Regions from separate parts of the Mus musculus genome. Here regions 1, 2, 3, 5, 6 and 7 are each linked to region 4. The links are chromatin loops, found by intact Hi-C in ENCODE. Cell type or tissue: left cerebral cortex. All regions are shown on one strand. Links, peaks and the distances in the headings refer to the core of each region. The heading gives the core; the rest is flanking DNA.

Region 1 (4,407 bases), core at 139-4,138, 420 kb after region 4:
CATTCTGGGTGTCTTAGTCAGGGTTTCTATTCCTGCACAAACATCATGACCAAGAAGCAAGATGGGGAGGAAAAGGTTTATTCATCTTAAAACTCCACATCACTCATCATCACCAAAGGAAGTCAGGTCTGGAACTCAAGCAGGTCAGGAAGCAGGTGCTGATGCAGAGGCCATGGAGGGATGTTACTTACTGGCTTGCTCAGCTTGCTTTCTTATAGAACCCAAGACTACCAGCCCAGAGATGATGCCACCCACAAGGGGCCCTCCCCTCTTAATCACTAATTGAGAAAATGCCCCACAGCTGGATTTCATGGAGTCACTTCCCCAACTGAAGCTCCTTTCTCTGTGATAACTCCAGCCTGAGTCAAGTTGACACAAAACCAGCCAGTACAATTGACCCCTTGTCAACTTGACACACAAGCACATCACTAAAAACCCTTATATTCTTATTCATCCTTAAGATCTAAATAACTTAAAACGTCCCACAGTCTTTACATATTAAAAGTTCAATCCCCTTAAAATATCCAATATCTTTTAAAATTCAGTCTTTTAAAAATCCAGTCTCTTTTTTTTAATTAGGTATTTTCTCATTTACATTTCAAATGCTATTCCAAAAGTCCCCCATACCCCCCCTTCCCCCACCCCAGCTCCCCTACCCATCCACTCCCACTTCTTGGCCCTGGCGTTCTCCTGTACTGAGGCATATAAAGTTTGCAAGACCAAGGCGTCTCTTCCCAATCATGGCTGACTAGGCCATCTTTTGCTACATATGCAGCTAGAGACACGAGCTCCAGGGGTACTGGTTAGTTCATATTGTTGTTCCACCTATAGGGCTGCAGACCCCTTTAGCTGCTTGGGTACTTTCTCTAGCTCCTCCATTGGGTAACTGTGGGCTCCACTAAAATACTTTTTTCCTTCAAGAGGGAAAAATATCAGGACACAGTCACAATCAAAAGCAAAATCAAACTCCAACTGTGCAATGTCTGGGATCTACTCACAATCTTCTGGATTCCTCCAAGGACTTGGGTCACTCCTCCAGCTCTGCCCTTTATAGCACACACCTTGTCTTCTAGGCTCCAGCTACCTGTACCCCACTGCTGCTACTGTTCTTGGTAGTCATCTCATGCTATTGGCATCTCCAAAATATTGCCATCTTCCACTGTAACTAGGCTTCACCAATAGCCTCTCATAGGTTCTCTTCATGGTGACAAGTCTCAACTCCTTTGCATGACCACTTCAGTCCTGGGCCATCAATTGCAACTGAGGCTGTACCTTCACCAAAGGCCTTTCATGGCCTCTCACAGTGTTAAGCCTCAGCTGCTCTTCCGGATCCCTTCATGCCTTCAAAACCAGTACCACCTGGATGACTCTTACACATTACCAAGTCCAGTCACAGCACAAGGTACAACCTTGGCTATTTCTGGAACACAGCCTCTTTGTTCTCTGAGAAAACACTTTCAAGAAGATGCCACCTCAATGATGCTGATCTTTTCTTAATCTCCACAAATTTCCTAGCTCCAGGTAACCAGCATCAATAGTCCTAGTAATGCAAAGGTTTCACTTTAGTAGTTCTGGTATCTTGTTAATCACAGCTGATTCTTCAGCCTCAGCTAACCAAAACCACAGAATCTTCACAGTCAAAATAACAACGGCCCTGATAAGAGTCTTTAATCTTCCCTCTAAAATTTCACAAACCAGGCCTCCATCTTCTGCACTGTTCTCAACATTATCTTCCAAGCTCCTACACAACATCCCACAGAGTTCTTAATACCAATAGGATCTTCTAGCCCAAAGTTCCAAAGTCATTCCACAGTCCTCCCCAAAACATGGTCAAATTGTCACAGGCATACCCCACTATGCTGGTACCAATTCATCTTAGTCAGGGTTTCTATTCCTGTACAAACAACATGACCAAGAAGCAAGTTGGGGTGGGGGAGGGTTTATTCAGCTTATACTTCCATACTGCTGTTTATCACCAAAGGAAGTCGGGACTGGAACTCAAGCAGGTCAGGAAGCAGGAGCTCATGCAGAGGCCATGGAGGGATGTTACTTACTGGCTTGCTTTCCCTGCGTTGCTCAGCTTGCTTTCTTTTAGAACCCAAGACTATCAGCCCAGAGATGGTACCACCCACAAGGGCACTCCCCCCTTGATCACTAATTGAGCAAATACCCCACAGCTGGATCTCATGGAGTCACTTCCCCAACTGAACTCTTTTCTCTGTGGTAACTCCAGCCTGAGTCAAGTTGACACACAAAACCAGCCAGTATTCTGGGCCTGAAATTCCTCACTCAGAAGGACTGTTTTCAGCTCCAGCCCTTTACCTGTAAATTTCATTTTTGTAAACAGCTGAACAACATTTCTTGTGAAGATTTATCACATTTTCACCATCCATTAATCATTTGGTGACCTGTTTCCATTTCCTGTCCATTTCAAAACAATGAACATGAAAGAGCAAATACCTTTGTAGTAAGATATATGTCCTTTGGGTATGCCCAAGAGTAGTAGAACATAACATTGTATTTAAATGGAGGAACACATTTAAAGTAATCTAAAACCGAATGCTATGATATTTCTAGAGTGTAGGAGAACAGATCTCTTAAAAATATCATTTACATTTATGTATTTATTTTATTGTGTGGCAGCTGGAACCATATATGTAGTAATCTGTTCACTCTGATCTTAAATGTTGTGGAACTGAAATGAGTACAATGTATTTTATTAACATTGGAATAGTCAGGAATTTTTAATTTTGAAATTATTTAAGTTGTTTATCAAGTTTTGGTTTATTTTAGGCCTTAGAGGACTGTGACATGAGTTGAATTTTTTTCTTTTGCAGGCGCATTAATTTTAGCACATTCTATGCTTTTACATTATTCTTTATGGAAAGAAAGGTGGCTATTGATAGTTCTAATGAATGTACATCTTTACAACTTAAAATTTCAGAGATGGTAAGCCTTATTTATAAAATCTGTGACAGTCAGCTAAAGGAGCCCTAGAAAGAAATTTATTTCCAAGGATAAAGTAATGAGGGGCAAATGGCTAGTCATGAACTAAACAGTCACCCTAGGAAATTGGATAAAGAACAGTAATAAAAGAAGGTGAGAAGGGATGCAACAAAAATGTAATGGAATAGGAACCAACCACATGCCTCTCCTTTGAACAGATTAGAAATTTGTAACACAAATGACAGACATGTAGACATCTTTGCTCCTACAAACTTAGGGTTTAAAGGACTTCTCAAGTTTACCTCATGTTGTCTGCATAAGAATCACAATTTTCAGTTGTCTTAGAGATTCTGACTCACTTATGAATGTTGAAATTGTGAACCAAATCTTCCTATATTAACAAGATAAAAATATATATTATATAAAATAAACACATAAACATACCACACAGACTAGTTATATATAGCTTCCTCAAAGCAGAAATCCTTTATCACTACCCCAAGTAAGGGTCGATGTTTAATGGGCCCAAAACTCAATCAAATTTATTGTGTAAAACATTCATTGGAAGGGACTTTTTTCATTGACTTAAGCATTTAAAATATTTTTATCTTTTAAAATTATAATTACATCATTTTCTCTTCCCCTTTCCTCCTTATAAGCTCTTCATTGTATCTTTCTTGAGATCTATCAAATCCAAGAACTCGTTTTCTTTCATTGATATATCTTTATATTTAATACATATAATATACATGTATATAAATATGCTTATATATTTATATAAAATATGCATATATTTATAAATGCATGAATGAACCCTGTTACATCTGTTCCTTGTGTCTATGTTTTTAAGGATAATATTGGTATTGGATAACTAGCTGCTGTGTTCATCCCTGAACAGGGCTCTTTCTTCCACTCTTAGTGTTTCTTCTTTTTCGGTAGTACTCTGTATAAAGTGGAGGCCCATGTTAACATGTTTATTGACATCATCCTTGTTCAGTCCATGTTTTCAAAGGCTTCATGGATGCGGCTTCTGAAATTTCTAGGAGACATAGTCTCACAGAAAAGTCTTCTGTCCTATGGCTCTTACAATTTTTCTGGCCCCCTCTGCTATGGTCCCTGAGCTTTAGGTGTAGGAGTTGTTTTGTAGATGTAGTCACTGGGACTAGGGTTCTCAACTCTGTACTTTTATTGGTTATTGTTTCCTGAAATGGTCTTTGTTACAAAGAGAAGTTTCTTTGAGCAGTAGGGAGGACTAATTTAATCTGTGGGTATGAAGACAAATGTTTAGAATACAGTTAGTGATTATGCTTGTTAATTTATTCTCTAAAATTCATAAATTTCACTAGTCCTGGATAACTGGATACATTGCATTTATTCTTTAACATATGAACATGAAAAGAAATAAGAATGTGTGATGTGGTTTGAAATATGATCGTACTAAAAATTTTCTGGACTCCCAAG
Region 2 (4,407 bases), core at 287-4,286, 260 kb before region 4:
CTAAACATAGTAAAAAGCAATATACAGCAAACCAGTAGCCAACATCAAACTAAATGGAGAGGAACTTGAAGCAATCCCACTAAAATCAGGAACTAGACAAGGCTGCCCACCCTCTCCCTACCTATTCAATATAATATTCAAAGTCCTAGCCAGAGCAATTAGAAAACAAAGGGAGGTCTAAGGCATACAAATTGGGGAAAGGAAGAAGTCAAAAATATCACTATTTGCAGATGATATAATAGTATAGTTAATTGAACCCAAAAATTCCACCAGAGAACTCCTAAACCTGACAAACAACTTCAGGAAAGTGGCTGGATATAAAATTAACTCAAACCAAATGGTAGCCTTCCTATACTCAAAGGATAAAGAGACTAAGAAAGAAATTAGGGAAATTACATCTTTCACAATAGTCACAAATAATATAAAATACCTTGGTGTGACTCTAACCAAGCAAGTAAAAGTCCTTTATGACAAGAACCTCAAGTCTCTGAAGAAAGAAATCAAAGAAGATCTCAGAAGTTGGAAAAAATCTCCCATGATTATGGATTGGCAGGAGTAATGTAAAAATGGCTATCTTGCTAAAAGCAATCTAAAGATTCAGTGCAATCTCCATCAAAATTCCAACTCAGTTCTTCATAGAGTTAGAAAGAACAATTTGCAAATTCATTTGGAATAACAAAAAAACGATGATAGTGAAAACTTTTCTCAACAATAAAAGAACTTCTGAGGGAATCACCATTTCTGATAACAAGCAATACTGATAAAAAAAACCACACAGTATTGGTACAGAGACAAGCAGGTAGATCAATGGAATAGAATTGAAGACCCAGAAATGAACCCACACACCTATGGTCACTTGATCTTTGACAAAGGAGCTGAAACCATCCAGTGGAAAAATATGACAGCCTTTACTTTTTCTTTTTCTTTTTTTTTTCTTTTTTTTTTTTTTTTTTTTTTTTTTTGGTTTTTGGAAACAGGGTTTCTCTGTATAGCCCTGGCTGTCCTGGACCTCACTTTGTAGACCAGGCTGGCCTCGAACTCAGAAATCCGCCTGCTTCTGCCTCCCGAGTGCTGGGATTAAAGGTGTGCGCCACCACGCCCGGCAGACTTTTCAACAAATGGTACTGGTTCAACTGGAGGTTAGCATGTAGAAGAATGCACATCAATCCATTTTTATCTCCTGGTACAAAACACAAAATTCTAAACTGAGGAATTCTAAACTGAGGAGTACCAAATGGCTGGGAAGCACTTAAATAAGTGTTCAACATTCTTAGTCATCAGAGAAATGCAAATTAAAATGACCCTGAAATTTCACCTCACACCAGTCAGAATGTCTAAGATCAACAACTCAGATGGCAGCAGATGCTGGTGAGGATATGGAGAAAGAGGAACATTCCTCCATTGCTGGTGGGATTACCAGTTGGTACAACCCCTCTAGAAATCAGTCCAGCAATTCCTCAGAAAATTGAACATAGTTCTACCTGAAAACCCAAAAATACCACCCCTGGGCCTATACCCAAAAGATGCTCCAACAAGTAATAAGGACACATGCTCCACTATGTTCATAGCAGCCTTATTTATAATAGACAAAAGCTTGAAAGAACCCAGATGTCCTTCAACACAGGAATGGATACAGAAAATGTGGTACAATCACACAATGGTGTACTACTCAGCTGTAAAAAAAAAAAAAACAACTTCATGAAATTCTTAGGCAAATGGATGGAATTAGAAAATATCATCCTGTGTGCAGTAATCCAGTCACAAAAAAAAAAAAAAAACACATTGTATGCAGTCAATGATAAGTGGATATTAGCTCAAAAGCTCAGAATATTCAAGATACAATTCACAGGCTACATGAAGCTCAAGAAGAAGAAAGACCAAAGTGTGGGTGCTTCCATCCTTCTTAGAAGGGGGAACAAAATACTCAAAGGGGGAAATACTGAGACAAAGTTTAGAGCAGAGAATGAAGGAAAGGCCATCCAGAGACTGCCTCACCTGGGCACTCAATCTATATATAGACACCAAATCCAGACACCCTTGCAAATGCCAAGAAGTTCATACTGAAAGGAGCCTGATATAGTTGACCCCTGAGTGGCTCTGCGAAATCCTGATAAATATGGAGGTGGATGCTCACAGACAAGCATTGGACTGAGCACAAGATCCATAATGGAGGAGTTAGATATAGGACAGAAGGAGCTGAGGGGGTTTGCAACCGCCTTGGAAGAACAACAATATCAACCAACCAGAGTACACATGGAAGGACCTATGGCTCCAGCTGCATATGTAGCAGAGGATGGCCTGTCGGACATCAATGAGAGGAGAGAGGCCCTTGGTCCTGTGAAGGCTTGATGCCTCAGTGTAGGGGAATGCCAGGTTGGGGAGGCGGGAGTGGGTGGGTGGATGGGGGAGCACCCTCATCTATGAGGAGCAGGGAGAAGGAGGATGGGATGGGGGTTTCCAGAGTGAAAACCAGGAAAAGGGATAAGATTGAAATGTAAATAAATAAAATATCCAATAAAAAAGAGAAATTTAATTTTCTCAGCCCCACTAGAAAAAGAGAAAAGCAAAGAAAGCATTTTCTTTCTGCTGGAGCTGGCAATGGAAACCAGGGCCCTGCATGTGCCAAAGGATGATTCAGCCCTATCTCTAGTCCTAGAATAAAATTCACACGTGAAACAATTTTCAACTGATATTTTGGTATAACTTTCAGTCATGGTTGAGTACAATTGAAAAAATAAGTTTTTAGTTAATTTTAAAATTCAGTGTTTTTCTCTTAAATTGTCATCCTCTTGTTTGAATTTCATGTAACCTTCCTAGAATGTCCTATTACATTCCTGGTTACAGTGGGAAGTTGGGAACACTGGGGCTTGAGGTGTTCCCAACATGACTGTTATGTGAAAGATCATGGCAGGCATAGAATATTCAAGACTACCATTTTAAAAGTTCCCATAATCTTTGTTCTACTAAGTGAAAAATTTCAACTATCATGTAAATAGAAATAAAAATTAATAACTACTATTTTGAATTTCATGCTGAACTGGGTAGTTTTTTCTCAACTTTATACAAACTAAAGGCTCCTGGGAAGAGGGAACCTCCACTGAGCAATTGCCTTTCTCAGACTGGCCTGTGTGCATGATTGTGGGGTATTGAATAATGATTGATGTGGGAGGGTCCAGCCCACTGTGGGCAATGACACACACACACATACACACACACACACACACACACACACACACACACACACACACACACACACACACACACACGTACAGTCACACACAGTAACTTGGTCCTGAGTTGTATAAACTCCAGACTCCGCGAGCCTTGAGGAATAGCTCTCTTCCGTGGTCTCAGGTTCAGTTCCTGTGTTCAGGTTTCAGCTTGGGCTCCTTCCTTGGTTTCCTCAGTGATGGGCTGTGACCTGGAGACGTTAGATGAACAACACCCTTTCCTCCATGAATTGCTTTTGATCATAGTATTTATCCCAGCGACAGAAATCAAACTGAGACAAGTGCTGTTTGCTTACTGTTTTTAGGATAAGCAAGTCCTGGCAGTTGTGACTATCGAGCGAATGCTGGAGAGGCTGAAAAAGTCCAACGAACTCTTGGAGCTCATTCTTAAAGGGTTGAATGAGTACTTGGAAAAGAAGCGCCTCTTCTTCCCCAGGTTCTTCTTCCTGTCCAACGATGAGCTCCTCGAGATCCTGTCTGAGACCAAGGATCCCACCCGGTGAGTGCGTCCACACCCAGAGGCTCAGCTGCACTCATCTGGTCACATTTCATATTTTGGAATAAGATAGTACATAAGTAATAATGGATAGCTAGCTACATTTATATGAACAAGAATATTCTAAGATTATTTTCAATTATAGGTTATCAGTTATTGAAAATATACATTGTGTTTCTGAATAATTATTTCGGAAGGGCATGGACCTTGGAATGGAATTTTTATTTTACTGCATATTTTTTTAAGATTTTGAGGGTCCACCTCTCCTCTTCACCATATTGATCTTTTCATCCATATTCAAAGTACATCAATAAAAGCCAGGCATTGTGGTGCTTTATGGCTTCTATGGTCTCAGCGGTGGGCCATTCTCAAATATGTCACAAATAGGGATGAGGTTGACAGCTAGCCTGTTTAGGTGGGTGTTGTTTACTTCTTATTTTTGTAACAAGCACATGCTGACAGTTGTAGCTTTTGAGAGAAAGCTGGAGATCTTGAAGCTTGGCTTTAGTGGCCTTTTCACTCTGCTTTGCCCCACCCACTTCCTTGCATCTCTCCTGAAACTGGGACTGCCTTCCCCTTCATGGTCCATGGGTCTCTGCTCAGTGTTTCTCAACCTATGGGTCAGGACTCTTTTGGAATATTTATATTTTAAAAGTTTTATATTTTTATCACTCAAGTAGT
Region 3 (4,407 bases), core at 285-4,284, 260 kb after region 4:
GAGAGGCCCATTGGACACGCAGACTTTGTGTGCCCCGGTACAGGGGAACGCCAGGGCCAAACGGGGGGAGTGGGTGGGTAGGGGAGTGGGGGTGGGTGGGTAAGGGGGACTTTTGGTATAGCATTGGAAATGTAAATGAGCTAAATACCTAAAAAAAAAAAAAACATTTTGTCGTGGGAAGAAAGAATCTGAGAGTGATTATAGAGAAACAAGTTGATAAAAATTTTGGGAACCTAAAGACAAGGAAAATATGAGATTGACTCTACATCAAATTGTTGGAGTTCTTTACCTGTATGTAAATAAAGGAAGAAAGTAGGGGGATGTGTGGGAAGATGGAAATGGGAAAGAGGTAAGTGTGAACAAAGAACTGAGAAAAGAGTGAGGACATTTGCTTCTACCCAAGGCTACTCCTAAGAGGCACATGGAGGAAAGCAGGACAGAGAGGCTGCCCAATGCTGAGCTCTGTCTTGGAGACACAGACCTCTTCGATATCAGATACTAGCTATCCCACCATGGTAAAGGAACTTGGAAGGAGTCATAAATTTTCTGTGTGTTTCATCTCTGTTACACTTTTTCTTGTTTTTGTAGAAACCTATTTTAGGATCTGAGCTTTTCAAGGACAAGAAACACATCTGTTATGCTTTCTTGGCATGAAACCTAACACAGTAAATGAGGGTGTTAAATAAATATTACAGGAAAAGAATAAAATGGAAGATGAATTGCAAAGATAATTTCACCTTTGTACCATTTATGCTGTCAAATTTAAAATTTCTTTATGATACTAGTTAGGAAATACTAGTTTATTTTCTATAAATTCCTGGAACAGATTCAATAGTCACAGATATATTTTGTTTTCCTTTTCCTTACTCCAGCCTAGCTGATGCATGTTGAACTTGAAGGGCAGTTATTTTAAGTGAATTCTTCACTTTGTATGAAGATTTCTGACTGACTTTGACAAGCTGAAATAATAAATCCCTGGGGATAAAGAAAGGATAATTTGTTTTGTGAAGGAAAACTATTCAAAGGATAATGCAAAAAAAAAAAGTTAGCTATACAGAAATATCTTCTAAAATATATTGTTTTGCCTCAGGAAGTTATAAAACTATACCACCTGTAGATAGCAAACACAGTCTAGGGCAATCTCTGGAATCCACCTTCAAACAACCCAAGACAAAGACAGGTAAGAAGAGTTATCTAAAAGGAGTAGGTAAAAAGTTAGACAGACATGAGTTCCTTCTAAGTCATTTGCCTCCCAAACCAGTACTCACAGAATGCATGGTGTAAAGAGATTTATATTTTAATGGAAAATTATATATGCCCTACTTTGATCTCAGTGATTATAAGAGAGATGAAAAAATGAAGAGAATTTGACTACGATCCATAAAAAAGCAGCAGGTTAAAAGTTTAGGCATTGGAATTTAGAGGGGAGTTTCAAGGATCATAATTATTAAGTTTTCAGGGGAAACATAACTCCTAGCTTCAGGCAAAAATGGTTTACAATGGAATGATAAACACATATACTCTACTCTCCAGAGTCAGAGTAGAGATCCTAACAGTTGTGATACCTACTGGTTACGAGGAAATTTCTCTCTAGGTAGGTAAGAACTGATTGGAGACATAAAATTCTGTGACTTATATTTAATATAAAAATATTTAAATATTTAGATCATGAATGACATCAAAATTTTTGTTCAATATTGTTGGGCTTTCAAACTTAATCTTTGATGGGTCTGTTTGAAATATAAGATGAACTTTGTTATGTGTTTAGTCTTTATTTAGGCTATAGTCCCATATCTTACAATTTCACAAATAAGAAGTAACATTTCTTTAGGTGCTTCTCAGGCATTTGGTATTTCTCAGTTGTGAATTCTTTGTTTGGCTCTGTATCCCTTTTTAAATAAGAGTTATTTAGTTCTCTGGAGTCTAACTTCTTGAATTCTTTGTATATAGTGCATATTGGCCCTCTATTAGATGTAGGATTGGTAAAAATCTTTTCCCAATCTCTTGGCTGCTGTTTTGTCGTATTGACAATGTCCTTTGCCTTACAGAAGCTTTGCAATTTTACGTGGTCCCATTTGCCAATTCTTGATCTTAGAGCACAAACTATTGGTGTTCTGTTCAGGAAAATATTCCCTGTGCCCATATGCTTGAGGCTTTTCCCCACTTTCATTTCTATTAGTTTCAATGTATCTGGTTTTATTTGGAGGCCCTTGATCCACTTGGACTTGAGCTTTGTACAGGAGATAAGAATAGATCAATTTACATGCTGTTATTTTTTTTCCCCCACAGGATGGTTTTAGCTCTTTTGTTAAAGATCAAGTGACCATAGATGTGTGGGTTCATTTCTGGGATTTCAATTCTATTCCATTGATCTACCTGCCTGTTACTGTACCAATAGCATGCAGTTTTTATCACAGCTGCTCTGTAGTACAGCTTGAGGTCAGGCATGGTGATTCCACCAGAAGCTCTTTTATGGTTGAGAATAGATTTCTCTATCCTAGGTTTTTGCTTTGTTTTTATTCCAGATTGTGGGGGCTGGCCAGCGGCTCACAAGTGTGGGTTCGAGCCTGAAAGGCATCTTGGAACTGAAAGAAAAGAGGGTGCCTAGGTGGGTTGAGAACAACTAGTCTGCTCAAGGTTCAAGTTTTTTTTTCCATTTTTTATTAGGTATTTAGCTCATTTACATTTCCAATGCTATACCAAAAGTCCCCCATACCCACCCACCCCCACTCCCCTACCCACCCACTCGCCCTTTTTGGCCCTGGCGTTCCCCTGTACTGGGGCATATAAAGTTTGCGTGTCCAATGAGCCTCTCTTTCCAGTGATGGCCGACTAGGCCATCTTTTGATACATATGCAGCTAGAGTCAAGAGCTCCGGGATACTGGTTAGGTCATAATGTTGTTCCACCTATAGGGTTGCAGATCCCTTTAGCTCCTTGGGTACTTTCTCTAGCTCCTCCATTGGGAGCCCTGTGATCCATCCATTAGCTGACTGTGAGCATCCACTTCTGTGTTTGCTAGGCCCCAGCATAGTCTCACAAGAGACAGCTACATCTGGGTCCTTTCGAGAAAATCTTGCTAGGGTATGCAATGGTGTCAGCGTTTGGATGCTGATTATGGGGTGGATCCCTGGATATGGCAGTCTCTACATGGTCCATCCTTTCATCTCAGCTCCAAACTATGTCTCTGTAACTCCTTCCATGGGTGTTTTGTTCCCACTTCTAAGGAGGGGCATAGTGTCCACACTTCAGTCTTCATTTTTCTTGAGTTTCATGTGTTTAGGAAATTGTATCTTATATCTTGGGTATCCTAGGTTTTGGGCTAATATCCACTTATCAGTGAGTACATATTGTGTGAGTTCCTTTGTGAATGTGTTACCTCACTCAGGATGATGCCCTCCAGGTCCATCCATTTGGCTAGGAATTTCATAAATTCATTTTTTTTAATAGCTGAGTAGTACTCCATTGTGTAGATGTACCACATTTTCTGTATCCATTCCTCTGTTGAGGGGCATCTGGGTTCTTTCCAGCTTCTGGCTATTATAAATAAGGCTCCTATGACCATAGTGGAACATGTGTCCTTCTTACCCGTTGGGGCATCTTCTGGATATATGCCCAGGAGAGGTATTGCTGGATCCTCTGGTAGTACTATGTCCAATTTTCTGAGGAACCGCCAGACTGATTTCCAGAGTGGTTGTACAAGCCTGCAATCCCACCAACAATGGAGGAGTGTTCCTCTTTCTCCACATCCACACCAGCATCTGCTGTCACCTGAATTTTTGATCTTAGCCATTCTGACTGGTATGAGGTGGAATCTCAGGGTTGTTTTGATTTGCATTTCCCTGATGATTAAGGATGTTGAACATTTTTTCAGGTGCTTCTCTGCCATTCCATATTCCTCAGGTGAGAATTCTTTGTTCAGTTCTGAGCCCCATTTTTAAGGGGGTTATTTGATTTTCTGAAGTCCACCTTCTTGAGTTCTTTATATATGTTGGATATTAGTCCCCTATCTGATTTAGGATAGGTAAAGATCCTTTCCCAATCTGTTGGTGGTCTTTTTGTCTTATTGACGGTGTCTTTTGCCTTGCAGAAACTTTGGAGTTTTATTAGGTCCCATTTGTCAATTCTCGATCTTACAGCACAAGCCATTGCTGTTCTGTTCAGGAATTTTTCCCCTGTGCCCATATCTTCAAGGCTTTTCCCCACTTTCTCCTCTATAAGTTTCAGTGTCTCTGGTTTTATGTGAAGTTCCTTGATCCACTTAGATTTGACCTTAGTACAAGGAGATAAGTATGGATCGATTCACATTCTTCTACATGATAACAACCAGTTGTGCAAGCACCAATTGTTGAAAATGCTGTCTTTCTTCCACTGGATGGTTTTAGCTCCCTTGTCGAAGATCAAGTGA
Region 4 (4,407 bases), core at 206-4,205:
AATACAATTGTATTATGTTGTTTTACTGATCTCATTGTATAACATAGGAAGAAATCACTAATGGCATCTACCTGATCTCTCACAGCTTCCTTGATAAAGAGCTTGTGTCTAACAGTATATAGTGCACAGTATGTCTTCACATGTAAGAGAATCTTCAGTAGGGAGTATTGAGAGCTAATAGATCCAAGTATGTGCTCACCAGCTTATAAGTATATAACTATGAGGTGCTTAATGAAGAGAGGAAAGGCAAAACAGGAAACAGGAAGAATGGAAACAGAGGCAAAAAGAAAGCATAAAAACAAAGATAATGTATTTTCTGCTCTAAAGAAGTTACAAGGAAGACACATTCAACTTCTGCATTACAGAAGCGAGACTAGGAGACATGGGGAATGTAGAAACCTATGGCAGTGGTAGGTGGGTCCCATTCCAGCCCTCCAGGGCATGCCAGCTCACCTTCCACCTCCAGACATAATAAAGGTGCTATTTCTCCTGTAGAAGATGCAAAAGGGGAGTCCTCAAAGCTTCTCAATTAGCTGTGAGTTATCGTCTGAACGAATGCATTACTAATCAAGTATTCTACCAGGAAATACTTAAGAGCAACAAGTAGAATACAATGAACTATTAAGAATGGGTCCGGGGTTGGAAGACTTACACTAGCCAGATAAAGCTGCAGAGTGGGTACCTGCTGTCCCCACATCCTACTCAGTGACACACCTTCTCATTTGCAGCCATGGATGAGACGTGAATGAGCAAGGCACATCCAAAGACAGCTCACCAAAGATTCGTCTCATTACTGCACCAATTTAGCCCACATAAAACACACCTCAGAAAATAAACTAGAAACTAATTCAGGAGAAACGACTATTTTAAAAGTCAAAGATCATAAAATACGTGACAGTGAATTCACAAATACTCTCGGTTTGTTAAACGTCTCACCTGAAATGTCTTAAGACATCAAACAGCACAGTAGGATACAGATCTTTATTACCTCACTGCAACTGAGATTTTCTAACTCCTATATTGAACGAAAATCAACTTGAATCCTAAACTGATCACTGAAAAGTCTCAGATGAATGAGAGGAATAAAGACTGGCCTCTGCTACAGTTCGCAGGAATTCTGGTATAACTCCGGTCAATAAGGATGCTCCCTACAACATTCTGAATTATGTCTCATCCCTAAAAGCTTTTTTGTAATGAACTGGCTCTAAAAGTTGAATATAAAGTAAGGACAAAATTATTGCTGTTGAAATGTTAATTCAAAAACTATTAGCTGATATTTCCCTTTCTTTCAATAGCAAAGTATCTTCTAAAAGAATTAAAAAGTGAACTTATATAGTGGGTAATTATAAAATCTTCTACTATTAACCACGAAAAAAAATAAAAAAAAATAGAAAAACCACCACCACCAAAAAGAAGAGGAAGAAGAGGAGAAAGAGAAGGAGGAGGAGGAAAAGGAAGAGGAGAAAGAGGAGAAGGAGGAAGAGGAGGAGGGAGAGAAAAAAAGAAAACCCTGACTGGAACAAGACGCTATCTATAATTTGAATAAACCTGTAGCTATTAGTATCCCATTAGAACATTTTTAACAATAAAAGTTCATTTGGTATCCAGTCCCTGAACCTGGATAGCCTACAATCCTGAATACGTTAAAAATAATTATGAAAATAACATTCTATTCTATACTGTTATGTGACAGAATAGAATACAACAATAACATTTCTAAGTACTACAGATGGCCTACAGTGAGCTGGTAATGATTTCAGTAACTGTGTTATTTAAAATTTCTCATTTCAGTTTTATATTGCTTTATACCTATTGAACACACTTCTAAATGTTTCAGTAAGTTTTAACCGAGAATTAAAATATTTTCTTATTTCAGAAAAATCTAAGCATGACTGTGGCCCAACCACAGATTTTATAAAAACAAATGTTTTGGAAACTGATAATTGGCAATATCTGAAACCATAAAAGATGAAGAAATCTAATGGTAATAACCTAGAGACTTTCTTTTTTTCAAAAATTAATTTTTAAAACAAAGTCACCATGTGATTTTGACGTTTTCAAACTTTATTATCAGCACAACACAGTTACATGGTTCAAAATAAGCCAGAAAGTTTACAACCCTTTTCAAGACAAGAAGCCCAGATTAAATAAAGAAAACTGTTCACATACAAAGCTAACTTCAAACATTTACCTCTCTAATTTTAACAAATTGCTTTTGCAATTAAAAACAAAAATAGCCCACATATTCTTTTGGAAGGTACCTTGATTCTCTGTCTATCCAGTTTTTTTTTCCCCCCACTTAGAAAACTCAGGGCTAAATGTAATCACAATCAGTTTAAAAAAAAATAGCTACACATTCTTATTGGCAGCAGTGAGCAGCTGGAAAGCCATAGGTGCATCCAAGGGAATGCAGTCTAAGGGCAGGTGCCAAGAAACTTCAAAGTAAATCAAACACTAGGGGGCAGCAAACTGTTGAGGATTGTATCAGGAAATCAACTCACAGACAAGACACAAAGACAGAGAAAGAGGATATGACACTGTATTCACTCATTTTGCTGTAGGGCTAGAGAAACCCAGCAAGTCACTATGGAAGTTAGTGGCTGCACTATGGAGACAGCTCATCTGCTAAGATACACCCCAGCCTTGTGTATAATTTTTAGTATGAGTTACACGATGAAAGATGGCTTAAAATTAAATCACTGTGATAAGAAGGTTCTTTGATTGCCTCCATTTCTCGTGCAATTTCAGTTGTCTCCTTTATCTAATGTTGGTTTAAAGTATTAGTGACTAAGTCCTTTTGATACAAAACTCAGCACTTCCACTCCTGAGGCAGGCACTACACTCATGACTAGTATTTTTATCCACATGATTTTAAGTCAATGCTGAGTTTGAAACCAACAGACAAGCTACCTACCTACACCCAGTCACTGAATGTGTCATAGCACAGGGATGCTTTGTGACAAAAAGCTGTGGGGTATAGGCTTCAGAAATCTGGCTTTGTAAAGAAACCAAAACATACACAGGTAAGTACAGAATAAAAGTGGTAAAAAGGCAAATGTACAGTTATCAGCTATTACATATGAGCTACAGATTTAAAAGATGTATTCTCTCAAAGGCCCAAGGAGTAGAAGCATTAAGTATCATCCTAGGGTAATCAATTATCAGGCAAAACAAAAGAGTAAATTCAATCATTACAGAAACGTTTGAATGTAGAAAGGGTTAGAACAACTATCTGGTTCATCATCATTAAAGGCCGTATTAAACTCCTGAATAGGTTTTATAATACTTCCAGGCTAAAGCAACCTGCAAAGGTAACCAAATTAGTTAATAGTATATCCAGTTTTTGAATCTTTAACCTCACTCCAAATCCCTAAATTCATCCCAATACTGCTCAATACCCAGGGTTCTGCAGAGCCAAGAGGAATGTAATATAAATTTCTTTAATTAAGAACAAATGTTCAGCTCAGCTATTGAACAATTTCCCTTGGGGAGGAAAAAATACACACACACACACACACACACACACACACACACACACACACACACACACACACCCCTATCTTCTCCATATATCGCTTAGGTTTCCTAGAGCAATGCTTGCATGCTAAACATTAGGCCTCCTCAAAGTAATTCAAACCAGGGTTGAAAATCTGGCAGAGCCAAAGGTGACTCCAAGGACTGAGGAAAGTGGATCCTGAGTTCCAGACACACAAGAGCTACATAGGGAAAGCATCAAGAAAAAACAAAAGTCTGGACAAAAAAGTGGGATGAGGGTGGTAGTTTACAAGCTATCTCAGGGGACTAGAGGCTGTAAAAGGAAGACCTAATCCAGGTAGCACCTTGTAATGAAATCTGAAATGCTACGGAATTTACAATGTTCTGGGAACTAACATGCTCCAACTTTGTCTGGACAGGTCTCAGGCAAACTCTAACTTTAGAAAAAAGGTTGTAAAATGTCCTTCAGTGTAAGTACCCTGGCTTATACAAAGTAAAAGTTCAATTTATGTTCAGAATTGGGCCCTAGCCCAAGAAACACTCCATTATTTAATATATCCAAATATCTCCTAATTCACAAACAAAAGCTGAAAACACTTCTGGTCCTGAACATTTCAGATAAAGGGTATTCACCTGCATAGCTCATGATACATATCCATACAGGCATACATTATTTGCAGTACTAACAATTAAGTGTAGATTTGTGCAAACCCTGGGCAAGTTTCCTACCACTCAGCTCTTTTACTTAACTTTTAAGACAAGCTCCAGGACTCTAACTTGCCAGCTTCCTTCCTCAGTCTCCTCCCACCCCTGCTCCCAAAGTAGCTGGGTTTATAGATCTGTGCCTTCAGGTATCACCTGAGAAATCGTCTTTGCCACCTCTTTTAAAGTAGCACCAAAACCATTCATTCT
Region 5 (4,407 bases), core at 149-4,148, 430 kb after region 4:
ATTTAGTTTGTTTTCTTGTATTTTACTTTTTATGTATGCAATAGAGTGATAATCCAAAGAAAACTGAAGAAAGCATAAGGCTAAAAGAGTTCTTAAAAATGTAAAATACTTTTTTTAAAGACAGTGCAGATATAACTAAACACACTTTGTCAATTTTTAAATTGATATAAAATCCCAGATTAAATGCCTTAGATTAGTACAGCATAGCACAATGTATGCTGTGTCTACAAAAGGCCACCACCTACTCATATTTAAAAATACAAAACTCATATTTGTCATTGTGCTTATTAAATTATTTCTCTTTCTCTATCTCCTTTCTCTCTGTCATCTCCACCTCTATCTCTTCTTTTTCTGTTTCCTCTTTACCGCTTGTGTCTCTATGTCCTCTGTCTTATGGCTTCTCTTGCTATCTTCCTTCTCCAACGAATACTCTTTACCCCTTGACATCGCCTAGTGTAGTGAGGCCACCGGCAGATGCTGTTTGTTCTGTGTTGAATAGTACATGCAGCAAGACTGATTTCCCATTAGGGGAATTTGCAAGAGTTCCAGAACCATTTTGAGCAGTGTCAGCATCAGCGTAATTATTGTTGAACCTGTAGGATGATGACCTTCTATTGAAGTACTGTATTCATTTTAATGAATTATCCCAGGGCACACTGACCTCCTCATAAAACCTATGTTTAGGAATTTAGGGGGTTTAATATTAATTTTAATTCTGACATTTTCTTCCTATGACATCTTTAGATAAATCATTTCACCACATCAGGAGCCATATGCAGAATAACAGTGAACAATTCTCATAGATATCGAGCCTGGTCAAAGTCATAGTGACTGTGAGTGAAATTAAAAAGTGCCCACATTGCAAAAGCTTTAGTACTTGCTTATAGATATGCAAGGACAATGATCTCAGTTGCTGGTGCTCAAGGTCTCCAGAAAAAATGATCAGGACCAGTGCACTACTTGTCCTGAACATCCTTAGGATGGGAACTGTCCTCGGGTCTTCCGCATACTGTTCTTGGCATGTTAATTCTCAGGATGTGTTTGTTTAATGGGGGAATAAATGATTATAAGACAAAGCTAATAATTAAATAGACTTACGGTAATATCTATGAATTATCCTTCCGTTAAATTGGATAACCATTTAAAATGGAAGGTGGAGAAGTGGGTCAATGATGCTGGCATTACATAGTACTTTAAAAATCTTGCTTCCTTCCTTTATTACAATTCATAGAGTTTCCAGCTGGGTAAGAAGGTTGATGACATTTGCAGGAAAAGACATTCTCTTTAGAATGTGGGCTATGAGGGGCTACATGAACTCAGAGAATGGTTGCACACTACACACACACACACACACACACACACACACACACACACACACAGAGTTCTAAGTGTATTCAGTGTGTATTTTAAAATTAAAAAGAGAGTGTTTGAGGTTAGTAAGAAAAAGTGGCAGTTGTCAGAACTGGGCAGGATGGGATAGGGGTGAGTTTGATATAAATATACTGCATATGTAGGCATGAATATTATGTGAAATCTATGTGATCTTCTGTGCTTACGTTGATTCAGTATGTTTGAAATACCTAGGCATAAATGATGACCTTTTTAATGAGAAAGAGTTCTAGAAGCTGTAGATGTACATGCTAATAAATCACCATGTAGCCAACAATTTCTGGAAATTCTGTTCTTACAGAGATATAACTTGTTTTTTTGAAATACATTCTAAATAGACGTGAATAACCTAGTCTTTCTTAAAAGTTTGAACACAATTTAAAAACAATATATACATATCCATACATGTGTACATATATGTACATATACACATATACATACACACATGTATTTAGGGGACTTGGTTTAGGAATATTGTATGTAGCCACTTGGGGGCACTCTTTACTCATTTAAGGTAGCCTTGATGACAGGAGAAAATATGTGTTCATAATAAAGGAAAGTGACAATCCAGGGAGAATTTCAATAGTCTAATTTTAGACATAGTATGCAGGTGTTTTGGAATTCTGGTCGCCTGGATGGGGTGGTTTCCGGAGCTTGCCAGGGTGCTGGGGGGTCTGAGAATGCCACTCAGATTATGAAATGTATTGGGTTGGCATAGCATGGCATTTTCTCTCTACAGCATTTGGCACATGAGGTTTACCTCTTTTATTTCCTTTTGTCTTCATTCTGGAGGATATGGCTTTGAAAGCAGGTCCTGCAAACAGCATATGCATAAAGATCTTCCAAAGGAAGATTTTACCTTTTAGCTATTACTTCGATCTTTAAAAATTCAATGAGATGGTGTTAGACGACCTTTTGGGTACTGGATAGCTGAAACTTGTTTGCAAATAAGATTTTGAAAAGGTAATCAGGGAACAGCTGCCACAAGTCCAATTGTTCATTAAGGAATACTCTTTTAGGAAGTGCAAATTAGGATGTATAGATGCACACATGCTAAATACAATGGGTGGTTAAGTCAGTCAGATTGCAAACTGTTAACACCGATAACAATGGCATGCTGGCCAACTGTCACTCTTTCACATGAGCAGCCACTATTTCAGAGGTTTAATTTGACATCAATCATTTTAATAGAACATTAAGAAAGAAATTATATTTGCATATTGTCATTGGGATGCTTGGGAATAAAAATTTCAACTCAGTCTATCATGTTCTTACTTCTTACAGAAGGATTCAATCCTAACTGCTTTTCAGCATTTGGGGTAAGGGTGGAATTAAAGTCCCATGCCTATCTTCATTACAATCACAGTGTCTGGGCAGCAGTCCCAGCCTCCAGCATAAAGAACCTCCCAGAGCGTAGCATATTAGTGAGTACAGTTCAGCTTTATCAGCGGTGGCATCAATGACATTTAGAGTGGTTCTATCAGGTCTCCACCCAGACCACTCAATTATGAAAATCTGTGCAATGTGGAACTTTTGTGGCACTATGCTGGCACTGAGATACCATCCTTCCCATCTTGATGGAGGAAGTTTTTGGTGCCAGTTTTGCGATAGCTTATTTTTCCAAGTGTAGTGTGTGTTTGATTTTGGCTAATATGCTGATTCCCCAGTTTGCATAGAATGGTCACTATTTTTCTTTTAAGAAGTTGAGTAATTCTTATGACAGCCTGAGAACTACTGTTGTGAGGAACAAATCTTGTGATTGTTTAAACATTATACAGATTTCTGTCCCTGTTGTCTTTGCTTGTTTACTCCAATAGAGGTACAGTTCCCAGATTCAATCACAGTCAGAGAGAGGTCTTTATTATAGGGAACTAGGATTTAGGAATACGGATGCCAAGCACTATAGATTCAAAATGGCTAAAAACTAAAGGTATTGAGGGATCCCTTACTGAAAGCGTTCATTTATAAAGAACGCACTATGTTCATAAGTACTACCTGACATTTATATAATAAACATCCGTGGTTACATGTGGAGATGGTGCTTCTCAGGGAAGCAGAGTTTGGCGACTATTGAATCTACAGTGTTTTTCCCATATTATTTGTAGCATGTCAATTAATCAAAATTGTCATTTTTCCTTCCACGCTCAAATTACACAAAATAATGCAAACACATCATTCTTTGAGATACGTAAAGGTGATAAAGATATTGCTGGGCTGGGAATAGAGCTCAGTAACATGTTTTCCTAGTGTGTGCAAGGCTCCAATTAAAATTCTCAGGTTCTATAAAGAAAGGGATATTTTTCCCCTGTTAATTGAATTTATCAGAGATATAGGAAGTACTATTGTTCAGATACACTCTGAAGAGGATCGAGAATATTTTTTATCAATTTTAACTGCATCTTAAGATTAATTTTGAGGTCCATGTACCATGGGAACACTGGCTGCTCATTCATATCTTTCATTCTGTCTATTCACAATCAAATATGGCCTTGAGCCAAAAATCTTCTTTGTGAGTTCTCACTGTGAAATTTTTTCAGCTACCACAGAAACATACATCCCACTTGTGTATCCTAAGCATGCTCTAGTTGTCCTAAGGAGCACAGTTGCAAGGAGCAGATCTTGATTATAGGCCATAAAGGTGATAATGCTATAATATGAACAGTAATAATAATCCTGTTTGGGGAAGGGGGGAGGTGCCTTTCCATATCGGACTACCACTGAACCAATAGGTTAACTCCCTAGCCATGGCTTCCACTCCTTGATCACTGCAAGCTGGCAGCGCTTTGGGCTATTCAGAAAGTAGTCAGGAAACTACACAAATTGGTTTCTATTTTCTGACAGGACGTCAGTCACCTGACTTCTGCAGTGTAGTAGGAGAGCTGCAAATAATCCTAGGTTCATCAACATGCTCTTGTGGAAAATAACACTCTTTGTTACGTCAACATCAATGCTGGCTTGCTAGTGAGGATGGAAACGTGTCTTGAGAGTTATTTGAGCAAGATTTCTTGAAATTGTCCA
Region 6 (4,407 bases), core at 250-4,249, 76 kb after region 4:
TAGAAAGAAACAAACCGAGAAAAACTCCAGTGGGAATTAACAGAGCAGAAGAGGGAGTGGTCACAGTCTATATCTGAAACTGATGCAATTATAGGGCTTCTACGTTAGCTACCACTGCCTCTTTCTAAGAACAGGGTGCACCTGCCCACTTCCTGTTTGACAAGGTATGCTGAAATTTTATTTATTTATTTTCAAGACAGGGTTTCTCTGTGTAGCCCTGGCTGTCCTGGAACTCACTTTGTAGACCACGCTGGCCTCGAACTCAGAAATCTGCCTGGCTCTGCCTCCCGAGTGCTAGGATTAAAGGAGTGCGCCACCACTGGCAGGTGAAAATTTATTTGTTTTATTCATACTGTTGGAATTTTGAAATAAAAAATTTAAAGAAACACATGGTTATAGAGTCAAATTTCTATTTAGACAGACAATGATATTCTCACAGGAAACATTTATAAGATTAAAAAAAACATTTAAAAAGTATTTTACCTCTTATGCTCTTGTTTTCTCTTATATCCCCTCTCTTCCCATTCCTTTCCCCCCTCTCTCCACGTGGTCATGGCAGGCCTCTACTTCTCTATTCTCCCCTTCTCTCTGCCTTTCTCTCTGCCGCTATTACTCTCTTAACTCCCCTCGCCATGCTCTAAATAAACTCTATTCTATTAAAAAAAAAGTATTTTACAGTTTAAAAATCTCTTTCACATAAAATCACTTTTATCCAGTTTTATATAAGGGTACAATGATGGCCTGAGACTGCCAGAGGGAGAGACCCTAAGCCATGCAGCTTGTATCACCATCTACTACTGAAGTTCATCTCTCTCCTATCTTTGCCCTTCCTCCCCCTCCTCTCTGTGGCTGTGAAATGCACTTCAAAAATGTTGAAAAAATATAGATTAACAGTTTTCTGGGCACAAATTTAGTATGCTATTTGTCTTGCATTTCCAGTACTGAATTCCCAGTAAATCAATTAATGCTTGTAAGAGTAGATGAATGAACATAGCAGAAATTGAAAGGCAAATTAAAACATCTCTTCAGATATTACATGAAAATTGATTGATATCATAGTTTAAAATTTTTAATTTAATTTAAAGTAGCACTGAGGGTTGAAACCATGCCTCTACAAATGGTAAACAGCCATTCTACTATTGAACTACATGCCCAGCCCTAATATTAAAAATTTTAGGTAACTATTTAGTATGGAATACTTTATTAGATGTTATCCATAATCCAGCTATCAATTTATGTGTATCGTTGTCTATATACCTGTCTTTAATTTTGTTAACCTCACTTCATATAGTACATTTTAATCAGTTATTAACTACAGATTTTCAGGTCTTAAGTTCTAATTATGATTTTCAAAGGCTTCTGCCATATTGATAATACAGATATTAGAGTATAATATTTAGTATTATAAACTTAATATTATAAAGGCTAAGGGAATACAACAAATTAAAATGGCCAAACTAATGTCATATCTGCAAGAAAATAAAACTTTTCATAAATATACATTTACATTAGTTTTATTTATAACTGTCATATTCCTTAATAAAGTTCATGTTTATGAAAACATTAGTTGATCATTTTTATACTATTACATGCACATGGCCTATCCATGTTTATATGTATGTGTATGTTTGTATACCTGCATTTGAATATATGTGCATATACTTGCTTATCATATGGACATCCTAGATGTATTGAGCTTTATTTCTCAGAGTCAGAAGCATTGATTCAATGTGTTCACAATTCTCAGTGTTACCACCACCACCACCTCCCCTGCGCCACACACACAGTCTGTAAGGTCTCTAAGTAAATGTTTGTATTCAAGACTTGGACAATAAAACTTAAATGAAGAATCAATTAATTGTTGAATTATGGTCTAGGAAAATACATTGAGGAGAAAAATCTCAAACAAGAAACAAATTTCACAGAGCCAAACCTATAAATTCCATAAAAAAGAAATTCCATAAAAAAGAATTATTTATTGATATGTGCGTGTGTGTGTGTGTGTGTGTGTGTGTGTGTGTGTGTGTGTGTGTGCTGCTAGAGACTGAACCCAGAGTCCAGAGTCTTCTACTAAGCTATGTTCTGAGTCTCAGGGTCAGATTTAGATTCTTGCAATTCTATAAAAAAAAATGCTGAAAAATAATTCAGATCTGTTATTCTGCCAATTTAGTTACTGCTGTCAAGGAACACTGCACAATGCCCTCTAGTGATGAGTGGCCATGGATGACTATTTGCATAGAAATGACTGGGTGACAATGGGAAATGATTCCCAGAGTATTATGCATAAGACAGAAAATCTTTCTGAGAGGACTAAGGTTAACAGAGATAAGTTGATTGACAGAGAGGTGTTAAATTGATAGTGTTGAGATATATTAATAGATAAATCTTATCCATAGGGATGTGTTATATTGATGCAGATGAGCAGTATCAAGAGAGAGAATTAGTATTGATAGACATGAGTTATGTTGATAGAGATGATCTGTACTTATAATAATGAATCACAGAGAGAGATGAATGCTACTGATAAAGATTAGTACAATTGATAGAGATGAGTTGTATTGATGAAGATGAACTGTATTGATAAATATGAGATGTTCTGATAGAATTAAATTATATTAAATAGTATTGATAGAGAGAGCTGTGTGCGCCCAGCATACGAAACTCCATCTCTGGCTTGCATCTAGCGGTGGTGTTTATGTTGAGATACTGTTGTACCTACCTTAGATCTCCATGTCCTGCTACTGTGTCCTCACATCCAGGCTGCAGCTGGGGTCAGAACTGATGATGCTCTCTAGGCTGCATCCTTCAATAAATGATGGCTTAGAGGTGGAACACATTAAAAACTATAGTCAACAAGCCTTTTTTTTTTCTAAGAAAAAGACTTCAAAAACGGGAACCAAGATAATTTTTGAAAGAATCTGTGCCAAACCAAGAGTAATAACAATAACAATAAACTGTTGGGAGTTCAAAGAGTAAACTAAAATAGGGACCAGAGGAAACTGTCTTTGTTTTGTCCAACTAATAGCTGTGAAGAGCTGGCTCCTTGTACCAAAGCCTCTTCAAAAGTGCCTAGACTTCTCTCTGGTTGGCTGCAGGGCTATTTCCCAAGGGAAAGATTTTCCACAGCATCAGTCATCTGGTTTATAAACAGATGGCACAGGTCTTTTACTTTTTAGAGAAAGATCAATAATCTGTCAACTGTAAGATTCTACAGCCCAATGTATTTTTATTGATAAGCATTCACAATGACTCAGTCTTCCCGCTCTAGATCCATTTAAGACAAGGAGACACCTCAGTGTATTCACATCCACCTGTTTAAACTCAGTGAGAAAGTTTCAGTTGTCTTAGAAAAACACCAAGTCAAAAATCTTTGTATGAAGTGCAAAGAAACTCTTATCAAAGTCTCCAGCTTTGAGTTCGTGCAGTTGTTTGTTTCCTTGTGATTGCAGCCTGCACGCTGTGACAGATACACATGTGACAGGGACAGGGACACAATGAGATAACCATTTCCACAAAACAAAGCTATAGAGAAATGGGAAGGCCATGTGGAGTTGATGCACTAACTATAGATTCAAATAGCCTCCTCCTCCACCAATGCCTTTAACATTTTCTTTCTTTTATGCCTCAATCATCTCTAACTTTGGCCAACTCTGAAATTTCTTTTATATACTGGCACTGCTTGGTGTGGAACCCAGAGCCTTCTGCATGCATGAAAGTGATACTTTCCCAGCTCTTTGTATTTCTTTGTTGTTTTAACTTTATTTTTAAAATAATTTATCTAAAAATACAGTTGTGTAGTATTAAGTATTTAAGTATTGAGACCATCCAGAAAACAATCAGTATAATTTCTGTGACTGAAGAAAAAAAAATCTGTTACCCTCAATCCATCTATTCTCAGGGTTATAGAGACAGGGTAAATCCTTTCTTTATTTACCTCTCATTTAAATAGTATTCAGTCAGATGGCTGGATACCTGTATGCATCATATGAGCAGGAATTCAAAGACCTGCCTGTCCAGTTTTCTTCAGAGGTTTGGTTGGACTTCTGTAAAAAACACACAACATTTCTTTTCCTAATGGAAAAGCAACTGTTGAGAATTGAAAACTTCTCTCCAGTAAATACCCTAACAGTCTAGAGGGTGGAGGGGTTCCCTACATTCTGTTAGACATCAGAAGAAGATGGATCATGTGAAGTGAAATTCTTCTGTGGTGTTCTGTTACTTCCTTCAAAATGTTGTTGTTTTGTTTTTGGCTTTGCTTTTTGACACAAATGTCTCATAAAGCCCTGGGTTGGAATGCAGCTAAGAATGATCTGAAACTCAAAATCCTTCTGCCTTAGGCTTCCTTTCAGTTCTTGAAAGATTTTGAGGAAGTGATAATATATGCTTTGGCACTTTACCCCTTGGGTT
Region 7 (4,407 bases), core at 249-4,248, 120 kb after region 4:
CCTATGGTTTTTTCATGCTAGTACACAAATATACCCACTCTCACACACACATATACACACACACTTACATGCAAAGACAACAATAATAGTAATAGTAATAATAAAATAATTTTAAAAATTAACTTGAAATTGTTACTTTGTGTCTTAAAGCCTGGTCATGGAGTTTCACTAATCTCATTATGCTTTATATTAGGTTATTTAAAAAATAGTCATAATTTACATTAAGTTTACCAAATAAAATAAATCTTGTTCCCTAACATATCTGTAAGATTTAATGCTTATTTTGTGAAGTTTGAAAGGTGGATGAATAAAAAATAATTCAGAGTGAAGAATGGCCTTCATGGTCTGTACAAATGGTTTGAAAAGAACAAGAGAGGCCTTGTGTTTCATTAGGATAACACACTGAGGATGCAATCTCGATTTCTAAGACAAAACCAGATAGGATAACTTTTAGATAGTCTTGTGAAGAAATTCAAGGCCAAAGCCCAGACAGCTAAACACCCCCTGAAGGTCAGATTAAGACCACAAGACGATTTTGTCCACTTGGGAACAAAAAACAAGCTCAAAGCTTGTCTGTGGGCAATGCTGACTCAATCTCTGTTGGCAGTCAAGTAACTGTAGAGAGGAACCAGTCCAGTGTAAAGCCACCTCTGAGGCCCCATTCGGATCTCACCCTTGTAATCTGAGAATTCATTCCTGCCACAGATCTTGGAATGGCTCAGTACTCCTAAGGAAATGGAGAGGAGGAGATTCATAGAGGTGCCTTCAAGGACCCCTTTCATGTGATTATTTATTTATTTATTTATTTATTTATTTATTTGGCAAGGCCTGTGCCTTTCTGCCTGGAATGAACTGCAGAGCTTAACCTGAGCCTTGCCTGACAATTCACCTGTACCCAGCTGCTGCTGGGCTTAGAAGCCCACTGCCAATCACTCACTAGAAACCACAGTGCTCCCTTAAAGCTCAATGAGGTTCCTGCTGGAGTCCAAGGCCTAGGCACAGTTGTTGTTCATGTAGTGTTCTTTATGCAGTAGACCGGAAATCTTGGTGAGCTGGAACAAATATGACACTGGAGTCAGAAAAAGGGTTCTCCTCTGAGTCAAAGTTCAGTACCTGGGTTTTTATTCTTTCTTAGGGGTTTCACAGTCCTTTCTGTAAACAGTCCTCTGGTAAATCACACTGTCCACCTAGTAGATACAGCTGTACCTATTGAACTTTGGTAATATTGACTCTAGGTCACAATCTAGATTACAAGAGAATCCTAATATACAAGTTAATGGTGGAACACCAGTTTTACCCATCTTTGCCCTTGAGTCAATCCGGTGTAAATAATCATCTAGTTCATAGAATTGACAACAATCAGGGGAGATTATATTGCCCTTGAGTCAATCCAGTGTAAATAATAATAGTCCTTAGACTTGACTTCAATCAGAGGACCTTCAAGACTGTGTAACTATGACATGATATGGAGTCTCAAAATACCAGTTCAGACAGAACCATGTGGATAATATGGGAGGAGTGATGGACAGTACGGAAAAATACTGAATGTATAATCCATTAAAAGAATTTTAGGTTTACCAAAAAAAAATCTCATTTTTTTTGCAAAATTTTCATACAGTGATATACTTGTTTTTTGGTATATAAATATAACTTTAAGTTTAGAAAGATCCATGTGAACAAGTAAAAAGACAAGCTTCAGCCTTTTACCCCCCCCAAAGAAAACTGGGGAATGCAGATGAGGGAGCTTAATCCTATCAGTCTCTTCCAACTTTCACATCCAAGGTTATCATCCTTCAGTGAAGATAAACACTACTAAAAGCTTGTCAGTCCTTTTGGAGACAGGAAAAAGGATTTCTTTCTCTGCCTGTCTCAAGGAGATAGATGTGGGCGTCGGTGTCCTTCTGCAAAGCAGTCCGTGATGCTAAACAACATGAAGTGGCAGGCAGCATGCTGATGGAGTACATTCAGAGGTGACAAGCAGCCTTTGTACACAGCCGTGTTTTCTACATTAGTCTACAGACAAGACTTCAGAGGGTTTTCACAACAGGAAAAGGGGGAGGAAAAAGGGTCCCTGCCAAGGTTAGAAGTTAGGAATTCTTTGTGTTTCAAAGAAGACCTGCCAGCTCATGAAGATATAGAATTTTCTTCTGCCTCAAGGATATGGTCACATTTTTTTAAAAAAGAGAAAGAAAAGAAAGAGAGAGAGAGAGAGAGAGAGAGAGAACGAGGAGGAGGAAGAAGAAGAAGGAGGAGGAGGAAGATGAGGAGGAAGGATGATGATGATAAAATATCTTAAATATTTATTGAAAAGAATGAAATGGCTTTAGAGAGTTTTTGATGTTAGATTCAGATTTCTTTTACAAGAGATGCCACAATAGAGCTGGTAGGTCTTCAAGCACTAGAGATAGGTTGTGACAGTTGTAAAATATCTTTTATCTGCCTCTTTAAAGATACAGCAAAGCCGAGGCTGAGCAGTAATTAACCTAATCAGCTAGTTGAGGCAGAGAGCAGGCACAGAAACAAAGCTGGCTCTGGCTCTGGCTCTGGCTCTGGCTCTGTGCTCCCTGTCTTCGTCTTTATCCTCTTAGTCCATGGAGTGCTGAATATATACTGTTCTGCCGAATAACAAAGCTCATGTTTGCAGAACTTCTGCTGGCTAGTATGTTATCAGTACTGTCACCATTTTAGAATTTTGCTTGGGCTCCCCCTGCTGGCTGGTATTTTGGTGGGACATTTTTTTTTTTCATTTATTCTTTTTAGTTTGTCTTTTAACTCCTTAATTTTTTTGTGATTATAACATACTTACACTATTTCTCTCTTCCTTTTATTTTTCTCAGACCTTCCCATGTATCATTCTGGTTCTCTTTCAAATTCATGAAGTTTTTCTTCAACTGTTGAAATAATTCCTAAATACAGTGTGTGTGTGTGTGTGTGTGTGTGTGTGTGTGTCTGGCTCAGTCTATATAATGTTACTTGTATGTTTATTTTCAGATCTGACCATTTGGTATTGAATAACCAATTGTTGAGTTTTTCCCTGGAAAGACTCTTTCTCCTGTTCTCCGCATTCCTTCGTAGCCTGTAGTTCTTTGGGTAGGGTTGAGGCTTCCTGGGCTCCCCTCCCCCATCCACAGTAGCACATCTATCAGTGATGTCTTTGTAGAGGTCATAGTTGGTAGTTATGGGTGTGGCTTCTGGCATTTCTCAGTGGTACAACCTCATAGCAAACTCCCTGTTTCTCTCAAATACTCTTTCCACTCCCTCTTCTGTAATGATACCTGAGCCTTAGGTGCAGGAGTTATGGTAAAGATGTACCAGTTGGAACTGGGCTCTGCAATCCTACATTTTGATTTGCTATACTTTTCGGTAGTGGTCTCCGTCATTTGCATCAACAAGTTTCCTTGATGAAGGATGAGAACTACACTTATCTGTGGGCATATGGACAGATATTGAGAGTGCAGTTAGAGATCATGCTGATTTAGTAAAGTGGTGGTAGGTTCTCCTCCAAGGTCCATGACTTCACTAGCCTTGGGTAGTTGGCTAGGTTTCCAGTGCCAGGCAGCTTCCACAATGAGTGGATGTGGGACATTCTTCCTAGAGAATCATTGTAAACCTGAGTAAGACAGGTGTAAGTCCTAACAATCCCTCTGCCGCTTGCCTCCTTGTGGTAGAGTTACAGGAGATTGTGTGTGTGGGGGTGGCCAGCTTGTTACATGTGTGCTAGGATTTGAACGCCGGTACTCATGATTGTTCATGAGCTCTTAAACTGAGCCATTGCTTGAAAGACTTCAAGTTTTTATTGAAATACAGTTTTAAGTATTCAAGGCTGGCCTTAAATTCGCTATGTAACTAAAGAGTACAGTGAATTCCTGACCCTTTGGCCTTTATCACTAGAGTACAATGATACAGGTAGATGCTATTATACCCAGTTTTTGGGATGCTAGAGATTATATAAGCTAAGCAAAGATTGCACTGACTGAACTATATCCCAAGCCTTCAGACTTTTAGGAAAACAGCAGTAAGGTGCCAGTAGTATTTTAAGTCATGTGAAGAGGTCCAGTTTCACTTTGGTACTGTTTGATTGGTTGTGGTTAGTGTGTTTTGGGTTCTGGTACATTGCTTTGACTTGGCATCTGTTTTTAGGTAAGAAGTGAATCCCTTGCTATTTTTGGCTCTACTTTACCAGAAACTTACCAACTATGGATTTTCCCTTTTGGGAGAATTTGGAGTCTTTTTCAATATCTGAACAATCATGAAATGTTGAATGGAGAGGTTTTTTGTGTGTGAGAGAAGAATATATGAGAACTTGGGAACCTGGAGATTTAGAGTGGGATGGGCATCCATTTCCAGTTGCCTGGCATCAGTCCAGCCTTTGGCTTTACAAGATTTATTTATCTTGTGAAGTAGTAG

Evidence for each region. Hi-C counts contacts between places; a loop is a spot of excess contacts. Peaks named below come from ENCODE experiments on the same cell type or tissue, not always from the same donor. Only the 100,000 strongest peaks of a DNase experiment are listed, where the experiment ranks them.
Region 1: it touches region 4 in a loop (5-fold over the local background); 6 of 42 quality-filtered maps call a loop at or near these places.
Region 2: a loop joins it to region 4, with 4 times the contacts of the local background. A loop is called at or near these places in 2 of 42 quality-filtered maps.
Region 3: a loop joins it to region 4, with 5 times the contacts of the local background. A loop is called at or near these places in 2 of 42 quality-filtered maps.
Region 5: a loop joins it to region 4, with 2.4 times the contacts of the local background. A loop is called at or near these places in 5 of 42 quality-filtered maps.
Region 6: it touches region 4 in a loop (2.2-fold over the local background); 20 of 42 quality-filtered maps call a loop at or near these places.
Region 7: it touches region 4 in a loop (6-fold over the local background); 21 of 42 quality-filtered maps call a loop at or near these places.

The regions. Positions count from the first base shown.
Region 1 is chr1:47,265,351-47,269,757 of GRCm38, forward strand. The region is part of intron 1 of Gm39638 (a long non-coding RNA gene); the gene reads left to right. Among named protein-coding and RNA genes, the nearest start is that of Gm39638, 16 kb to the left of the region's middle. In left cerebral cortex, for the core only: no CTCF peak of the experiment used is centred there; no DNase peak of the experiment used is centred there.
Region 2 is chr1:46,591,406-46,595,812 of GRCm38, forward strand. It overlaps Dnah7c (dynein, axonemal, heavy chain 7C), which reads left to right. Exons shown (of 65, transcript NM_001310335.1): 20 at 3,536-3,729. Among named protein-coding and RNA genes, the nearest start is that of Dnah7c, 170 kb to the left of the region's middle. In left cerebral cortex, for the core only: no CTCF peak of the experiment used is centred there; DNase peaks (open chromatin) are centred at 2,358 and 2,620; H3K27ac peaks cover 456 bases.
Region 3 is chr1:47,112,098-47,116,504 of GRCm38, forward strand. No RefSeq gene overlaps it. Among named protein-coding and RNA genes, the nearest start is that of Gm39638, 140 kb to the right of the region's middle. In left cerebral cortex, for the core only: no CTCF peak of the experiment used is centred there; DNase peaks (open chromatin) are centred at 505 and 2,522; H3K27ac peaks cover 1,306 bases.
Region 4 is chr1:46,847,483-46,851,889 of GRCm38, forward strand. The region is part of intron 1 of Slc39a10 (solute carrier family 39 (zinc transporter), member 10); the gene reads right to left. Among named protein-coding and RNA genes, the nearest start is that of Slc39a10, 3.9 kb to the right of the region's middle. In left cerebral cortex, for the core only: a CTCF peak has its summit at 2,466 (motif pointing right); DNase peaks (open chromatin) are centred at 2,470, 2,867 and 3,705; H3K4me3 peaks cover 1,200 bases; H3K27ac peaks cover 1,461 bases.
Region 5 is chr1:47,276,057-47,280,463 of GRCm38, forward strand. The region is part of intron 1 of Gm39638 (a long non-coding RNA gene); the gene reads left to right. Among named protein-coding and RNA genes, the nearest start is that of Gm39638, 26 kb to the left of the region's middle. In left cerebral cortex, for the core only: a CTCF peak has its summit at 1,868 (motif pointing right); a DNase peak (open chromatin) is centred at 1,918; H3K27ac peaks cover 362 bases.
Region 6 is chr1:46,922,983-46,927,389 of GRCm38, forward strand. It overlaps a transcript of Slc39a10 not described here. Among named protein-coding and RNA genes, the nearest start is that of Slc39a10, 72 kb to the left of the region's middle. In left cerebral cortex, for the core only: CTCF peaks have their summits at 355 and 2,211 (motif pointing left); no DNase peak of the experiment used is centred there; H3K4me3 peaks cover 1,264 bases; H3K27ac peaks cover 724 bases.
Region 7 is chr1:46,968,008-46,972,414 of GRCm38, forward strand. No RefSeq gene overlaps it. Among named protein-coding and RNA genes, the nearest start is that of Slc39a10, 120 kb to the left of the region's middle. In left cerebral cortex, for the core only: a CTCF peak has its summit at 2,707 (motif pointing left); DNase peaks (open chromatin) are centred at 1,909 and 2,684; H3K27ac peaks cover 2,240 bases.